Linked DNA regions of Mus musculus: region 2 is linked to region 1. Evidence: chromatin contacts called from ENCODE POLR2A ChIA-PET data. All regions are on one chromosome and are shown on one strand. Each heading gives the region's core, a stretch centred on a gene start or an enhancer-like site at or near the end of the contact. The rest is flanking DNA. Distances are from core to core; before and after follow the strand shown. Region 1 holds the start of Nup107 (nucleoporin 107). Region 2 holds the start of Mdm1 (transformed mouse 3T3 cell double minute 1).

Region 1 (3,689 bases), core at 327-2,826:
ATACAAGCTAAGCCAGTCATCATGTCACTAGGCAATATCATCATATGGGACCACTGTTATATTTTTGGCCTGCATGCTGACCAAACACTGCTATGCAGCCAGGACTATACTTCAGACTGTGAGTACGATATGGCTTGGCGGGATGAAAGAAAAAGTGAAGCAATTCTAGTGAAGAGGAGAAATGGCCCTTCAAGTGATTTCCCTCCATGTAGACTAAGGATGTCTCCTGTCTTAGCACAGTGCTATGGGCCTCCAGCACTGTCATCTGACAGCTTATAAACTAAACCATGGGGGTTGATTTTAATTATCCTTCTAGTACACCTTTCTTCCACTTAAAATCTCCAGCCAGCTTCCTCTTCTCTGCAGACTCAAGCTAACACTCACCAGCACAGTATTTACACCACCATCCTAATTTAGTTCTGCCCATCAAGTCCATCCGCATTGCTGGGAGCATTCAGCCACACAAGCGTGAACATTTTTCATGACTTTATATCTGAGTATGTTTCTTTTACAGAGGTCTATATGTGTTCCCCTGTCACTGGATGTTCATCTATCTACTTAAGTTATTCATCAAACAGCTTTATGGAGATTCAAAGGTCCCTGCTGGTAATGTTTCTCTTTCCCCCCCCAGAACCTAAGGGTTACTACGCAAGCACTCTACCACTGAGCTATATCCCCAGCCCCATAACAGGGTTCTATTTAACTATGCCATTCCTTAAATCTCTTACAGGCTCACTGTTCTATATAGATAAGATCCTCACGGGATTGCTCTAAAACTAAATGTGCCACTTAAAGCTTAAGGAACACACATAAGATAACCCCTAGCACAATGTTTTCAGTATCAATAATGTGCTATTATTACTCAAAAGACCAGCTAGCAAGTTACTTTTATAGGTTTGCCTGAAACTCCTGTGACAGGGAGATAAAACATCTCCTTCATTTATTTTCCCCGCAGTACAGTATAAATACATCGTATTACACTGCTCGACTGTCTTCACTACACAATCTACTCCCCGATGCCAAGGGCCTTAAACAACCCATCTTCGTGTCAGGCGAGCATAAATCATTTGAGAGGGAGGGAGAAATTCAACTCCCTAGGGCCGGCACTTTAAAGTCTAAGCTGACCACCGTTACCCAATAACGTACAGCTGACATGACTTAATAACCGCAATAAAACCACGCTGAGGACGTCTGGGCTGAACTGTCAGTGCGGCTGATGGCCCTGAGCTCGAACTGCTTCATTTCGCATTTCGAATGCGGGACCATCACAGACCCCCGCACACTTCGGAGCGAGCGCCGAGAAGACCCGGGAGGCGCGGCGTGGAACCCCGGGGATCCGCATTCTCACATCCCCGCTCCAATCGCGCCAAGCGTCCATTCCTCCACCGAGGGCCAAATCCCTGGCCGCGGAGGCGGTTACGTCGCTAACAGGCGAGAGCCCCAGTCTCGGCCGAGGCGTCCCTACCAGGACTGACCTGTCCATGGCTTCAGCGGTCTCCGCCTAGAACCTTGCAACTCTTTGACTGCAGCCTGGCCGCCGCGTTTCAGCCTTCCCGCTCTCCGGAAGCACACCCTTCGACCCGGAAGCGCGGCCTGGCTAAGCCAGTCCCAGAGAAACAATGTTCCCGCTCGGCGCATGCGCGACTTTCGTCTCCAGCCGCAGGCTCAGTGGGCGCAGGCGCGGAAGTGTGCCAGGGAGTGACTGCGTGGCTGGGTGGTGCCGGCCAGGCAGGAAGGGGGCGGGGAAAGGGGCGGAGCTTGGGTATGTCGCCTGAGCCTGGCTTGTGGGCGTGGTCTGGGTGGGGCGTTGTTCTGGGAAGCCGGAAGTCTATAACCTGGACTTTAGGAATCTGTTGAAGAGTCTGCATTCAGCGTTCTTGTTTGCGGTTCAGCGCCACTTTACGGGATCTGGCCTGTCTCGGGGCGCTCACCTCTTTGAACTGTGGTGTAACCTCACTGGACGGGTTTTGAGGTTGTTTTCTCTCGTTATTTATTTCTCTTTTACGGAATCAGCCGTTTTTTAAGAAATCCAATAAAAAAAGCAAAGCATAAGAAAGCCACATGGGAGGCTGAGGCAGGAGGAAGAACCACGATTTTGAAGCAAGCCTGCACTAAGAAAGCCTGACGATAGTAATAATAGCAATTATTATTGTTGCTGTTATTATCATAAATTTTAAAAGTTTTGGGCGTGGGAATACTTACCTGTTCCAGTACCTCAAAAATGTTAGGTCTCAGGCCCTCCAAATATCTAGAAATGAGCTCTGGCTGAACCATTTCTGATTTCTGGCGGTTAGATAAACGCCAGCATTCCTCAGGAACTCCTGTAATGCGTTTTCCTTCGGTCTTCTTAGCTACTTGTCCCCACAATCCCGACTCTGCACTAATTTCTAGTCTCTGCTCTCTCATCTTGCACACAAAACTATCTTGAAGAGCTCCAACAGGCGCAGACATTGCAGACACATCACCAGCAGGTGTGGCCCTCTCCCTTCCCCTCTCCCTTGCTAAACCGTTAGATTACATTCCTAAACCTAGCCACCAAGGTCTCTTCCCTTATTTGGCCACATCCTTATGCCTGACTAAAACTCCGAGGTCCAACTATCAAAATTCACTAGCTGGCTAACATGTCCACTTAGGACTTACCAACTCATCCTAGCACAGCCTTCCCCCTTTCTCCTGCAGAGACACCTGCTGCCTTCTTTGGCCGATCCAGACGGAGGCAACACCTTCTGCTTGTCCGTCTTGGGTAATACATTTCCTTTGTGCTGAGCATTTGGTGTCTGGGTGTGTTCTGTCCTGACTCCCATCTCTTGCTGATGTAACTATTCTCTCCCATTCTCTAGCTTCCCCGGCCCTGGCCATGTCCAGCCTGTTTCTTTTTCTCTCCGCTCTGGGCACTTCCAGGTGCCTCTGGATCTTTTCTCTCTCTTACCCACATTAAAAACCTTATCCCTAACGGAGCAGTCACGGTGGCAGTTTCTTTACTGTGCCCGTCCCATGCACAGAGTAAGGTACAGACAGGAATCAGGGCCATGCTCAGGCCCTACTAAGTTAGAGGCCAGTACGAGTTTGTTGTTGTTTTGTTTGTTTCTTTGTTTTGATACCCAGTCTCAAAAGAAAAGAAAAAAGTAGTACTATAGTATCCCTTCTAATCCAGAGCTGTCTGAGTAAAAGGCAGTGCATCCAGCTGCCTGAAGAATTCAGTTGTTACTTTTTTGCTCCTCACTTTGAAAGCAGACACTGTTTATTAAGTAACCAGATTACAACCATAGTGTTAGAAGGGCCAGCCAGGGAGCAGCTTGCCCTGCAAACCTGATGATCTAGCTTCTGTCCCTGGACCCCTGGTAAATGTGGAAGGAGAAAACCAACCACAAAAAAAATTGTCTTCTAGTCTCAAAACTCAGCCCTACCTCCATGTATGCTACAATTACACACAAACACACAAGTGTACATACAAATACACACATGCACACATGGATGCCTGCACACGTACAACACATATGCCACACCACATACCCCACACACACGCACACCATGTCATACACATACACATATCACACCGAATATGTGCACACATACACCCACACATGCATGCACACATATCTGTGTGTGCATCACATCTATTAAATAACCCTGAGATATGATATTTCCTGTTTCAATTACTAAATAAAAATCCTTTGGTGTGGATGAAC
Region 2 (3,689 bases), core at 890-3,389, 350 kb after region 1:
TCCTAAGAGAAGTCACTTTCTGGATTAGTTTCCAATGGGCTTCACTCTGAGACCTTTGGAGATAAGAAAACCAAAGCAAAGCAAAGCAAAGCAAACCAAACAGCTCTCTAAGATGCTTTACCATTTCCTTAGTAGAGAGAATGAGAGGAGAGAGGGTCCTCTGTGACATAGCTGCAGGCTAAAGTGTCTTTCTCTAGTGGAGACTTAGTAGCCAGCTACCATGGTTGTAGCCGGCAGTAATAACACATCTATAGATATATGGCTGTTGGAGAGAGTCTCTGTGATGCTGCTGGGCATACTGTGCATGGCTGTACATGCCAGTGAGGCAGTTCACATTGAATCTTGAAAAATGTGTGTGGGATTTTGGAATCCACTCCATCCTTGTGGTTTTTTTTTTGGCAAGAGTTGTTGGTAACACAGAGACTACATAATTTATTCAGTGTTCAAACCTTTTTTTTTTATTCCATATCTTTGATTCATTTCCCCAGGGTGGGGGGTGGGGGGAGTTGATTTTTGCTTAACCGTGACAAAGTAAACATTTCTCCCTTGAGTCCCTGCAATACATCTCTAGCAAAGCTGGGTGTCACCAAGTCATCTTTACCAACGGCCACATGCGTTTCTTGTCATTGATTCCCTGCCCAGCAGAGCTTTATCCCAATCGCCTTTGTTCCTTTTTAAGCAGACAGGCTATGTTCTTCTACCTACTTCCCCTGAGACTGTGTGGTGACAAAGCTTTGTGTACAATCAGAACCGGCTCTGTCCTATCCTGTAAGGTCCTGGCTGGCTTCCTGCAGGGGGTTTCATTTCATGTTCCACTGTGTCTTGCCTGTGTCATTTTTAATTCACAGGACTGGGGTTCTGTCCTCACCGATTAACATTAACGAAAGGTCTCCTGGATGCATGGCAGCACAGGGTCTTATTTAATATTCTCTCTGTTTTAGATATCAGGTGGCTTCTTCAAATGAATTTTTAAATTATCTCCATGATAATGAAGAAGATCGGAGACATCAATTAGGAGCCAAGAAGAGGAGTCTGCAGGAAGCACTTGAAGGGACTGGGAAGGGTTGATGGGAACATCCCAACACAGGACAAAGGTAAATTCATTATTCCTAGAAGAACCCCGGCAACCTTCTCTCCAGACATATGTCTGCCTTGATCATCTTATCTTCCTCTTCTTGCAGTTGTAATTTTCAAGGCCAAGTCTGAAAATTACCCCTGAGCCTCTTCTAATCATCTCTACCCTCAGGGACCACTCTGCTTCAAACTTCCCATTCATGCCTCTCACTTGGAAAGCGAGCCCAGGACATAGTATATTATGATCGACTAAATAATGTATTTAGCATGTCTGGGTAATTTTTTTTCTGGACTTTCAGAATTAGCAGTGTTTCACGATGGGCAATAACCTATAAAAGTCAAATGGAATTTTATTTTTATTTATTCTTTCAAGACCGAGTTTTTCTGTGTAGCCCGATACTGGAACTCACTCTGTAGACCAGGCAGAGATCTCCCTGGCTCTGCCTGCCCAATGTTGGGACTGGTGGTGCATGCCTTTAATCCCAGCACTATGGAGACAGAGCCAGGTAGATATCTTTGAGTTCCAGGCCAGCCTGGTGTACAGAGGGAATTTTATTTTTAAAAAGGATGAGTTGGCTTTGCGGTCTTAATAAACTTTACTTGAATCATCCTAGGTCGTATGTATTTTTGGACCTATCCTTTTTGACCCAAGGCTCGTGTAACGCTTCTCTCCTTAGCAACTTCTTTTCAGCCGGGTACTCTAGGGGCAATTTCCTTTATGGACAAAGAGACTGTGGGTTCTGTCGTGCATTCTGGAATGCCAGGCACACTTTCACGTTCTGTGATGTCAGGGAGCTGGAACCAGTGAGGTAGGCTCTTGCCGAGCCCGGCCACACTACACAGACAGGCTGCGGTGCGCGCACTGCGGGGACTCTGCCTGCAGCCTCCTGAACAAAGCTCCCGCGGGCTCCGCCCACCGCAGCTCCGGTATCCTCATTGGCCAGCTCTTCGCCCGCCATTAGGGAGCGGGGCCGTGCCCTTACGAGTGCTGGTTGGTCTAATCGTAATGACGGTGAGGGCTGCCATTGGTCTTTAGGCCTCAAAATGGGCGGAGCAAGGCCGAGAGGCGGGGCGGGAGGGCGGCGCGGAGTGCGCCGGCGCGTCGTCGGGGACGCCGGGTCCAGGATCTTGCTAGGGAACCAGTGTTGTCGCGTCGTCCCGCCCCCTCGGGGCTTTTGCTCCCGTTAACTGTCGGCGGGGCAGGCTCCGCAGCGCAGGGCGACATGCCGGTGCGCTTCAAGGTGAGGCCGGGGGCTGGGCGGCGGGTGGCGGGGACGCCGCGGGGTGGGTGCGTGACGCGCCTGTGCCGTACCGAGCCTCCTGGCCGGAGCCTGTGCGGGGCGGAGGATGCTCCGGCCGGTGGCCCAGCGCGGAGGGGCGGGTGGGGAGAGTTCGATGGGGGCCTGACGGCGTCAGTCTGGGGTCGCCAGGAGCGGAGGCGGAAGGAGGGCCCTTGACAGTGGGACGAAAGGCTGCTGTCGGTGTAGGACACCTGTGGTTCCTCTTGCCGATAGCATTCAGCTCCTTTCCTGCAAAACTTTAAAGCGCGCGGGTCTTTTAAACGCTTGGGAAGCGGGCCCCAGTAAAAGGAGAGCGTGGGTAGGTGTGCAGCCTGCTAGTTGCACGTTTGCTTTAGGTTTTGCTCACAGTTCCAGATAGCTGTCTGTGTCTAACGCCTTTCCACGCAACAGGTGGCCACAGTGTTTCTGTAATCCCGGACTCTTTAATTCTAAAGTGCTTGCCAGACAGAGTGGGAGGGGAACACGTCTTTCTCTAATTGCCTTTTATTAAAAGCCATAACATTATGCACTCGATGAATTTAGGATAAACCTCTAGTGAGGACTTAGGTTTGTTACCACACTTTGGAATCAGAGAACCAGTTATAGCGCAGCCTCATTGAGGGACTCCGGCTTGTCTGGCTCGGGTGGTTGTGAGGATTAAGGGGCTACTTAGCCCAGGGCTGGGTAAATATTAGCTATTATTAAGGAGCTTGACTGGGGTTTAATTCTCATTCTTGGGCCTTTCAAGAACACTCTTCAGAGGTTGAGGTTTTTTTGTTTTTGTTTTTCTTTCTGATGCTAAAACACCTCTTCACTACACTGTGCTCAAATTGCACTTTTCATTATAGGGGCTGAGTGAATACCAGAGAAACTTCCTGTGGAAAAAGTCCTATTTGTCAGAGTCTTATAATCCCTCAGTGGGACAAAAGTACTCATGGGCAGGACTTAGATCGGATCAGTTGGGTAAGTTGAGCAAACCAATAGCTATCATAACTTGAATAAACCTTGGGTTCTGTTTACAAAACAATTAAAATCTACCTGTGTTGGCCTCATGTATAATTGGCAAATATTTATTGATGCTATACTGCGATCCCAGAGTCCCTTATGTACAAACAAACAAAAACAAACAAACAAACAAAAAACACAAAGAAACTCATCAAATCGAGTTGTATATAAAATAGCATGATATCAAAAAAAGTTGAATAGTAAAACTGAAGGGGAAACGCCTGAGATTGGTTGTTCTGAAAGAGGCTTTTCTGGAAATGTTTGAGCGGAGAGGAGCAAGCCTGAGGGTGAGGACTTTCAAAGACTTGAAGAATGGAAGGGTAGGTAACA

What was found. ChIA-PET counts read pairs that join two places held with the same protein, here RNA polymerase II (POLR2A).
Region 2: POLR2A ChIA-PET joins it to region 1 with 12 read pairs in embryonic stem cell. The contact joins the promoter of Mdm1 here to the promoter of Nup107 in region 1. POLR2A ChIA-PET finds 5 or more read pairs at or near these places in 2 of 5 experiments (Patski and embryonic stem cell).

What each region holds. Positions count from the first base shown.
Region 1 is chr10:117,791,129-117,794,817 of GRCm38, forward strand. Nup107 (nucleoporin 107) reads right to left here and starts at 1,577. Exons shown (of 28, transcript NM_134010.2): 1 at 1,476-1,577. The coding sequence starts at 1,483.
Region 2 is chr10:118,139,648-118,143,336 of GRCm38, forward strand. Mdm1 (transformed mouse 3T3 cell double minute 1) reads left to right here and starts at 2,140. Exons shown (of 14, transcript NM_148922.3): 1 at 2,140-2,315; 2 at 3,203-3,317. The coding sequence starts at 2,298.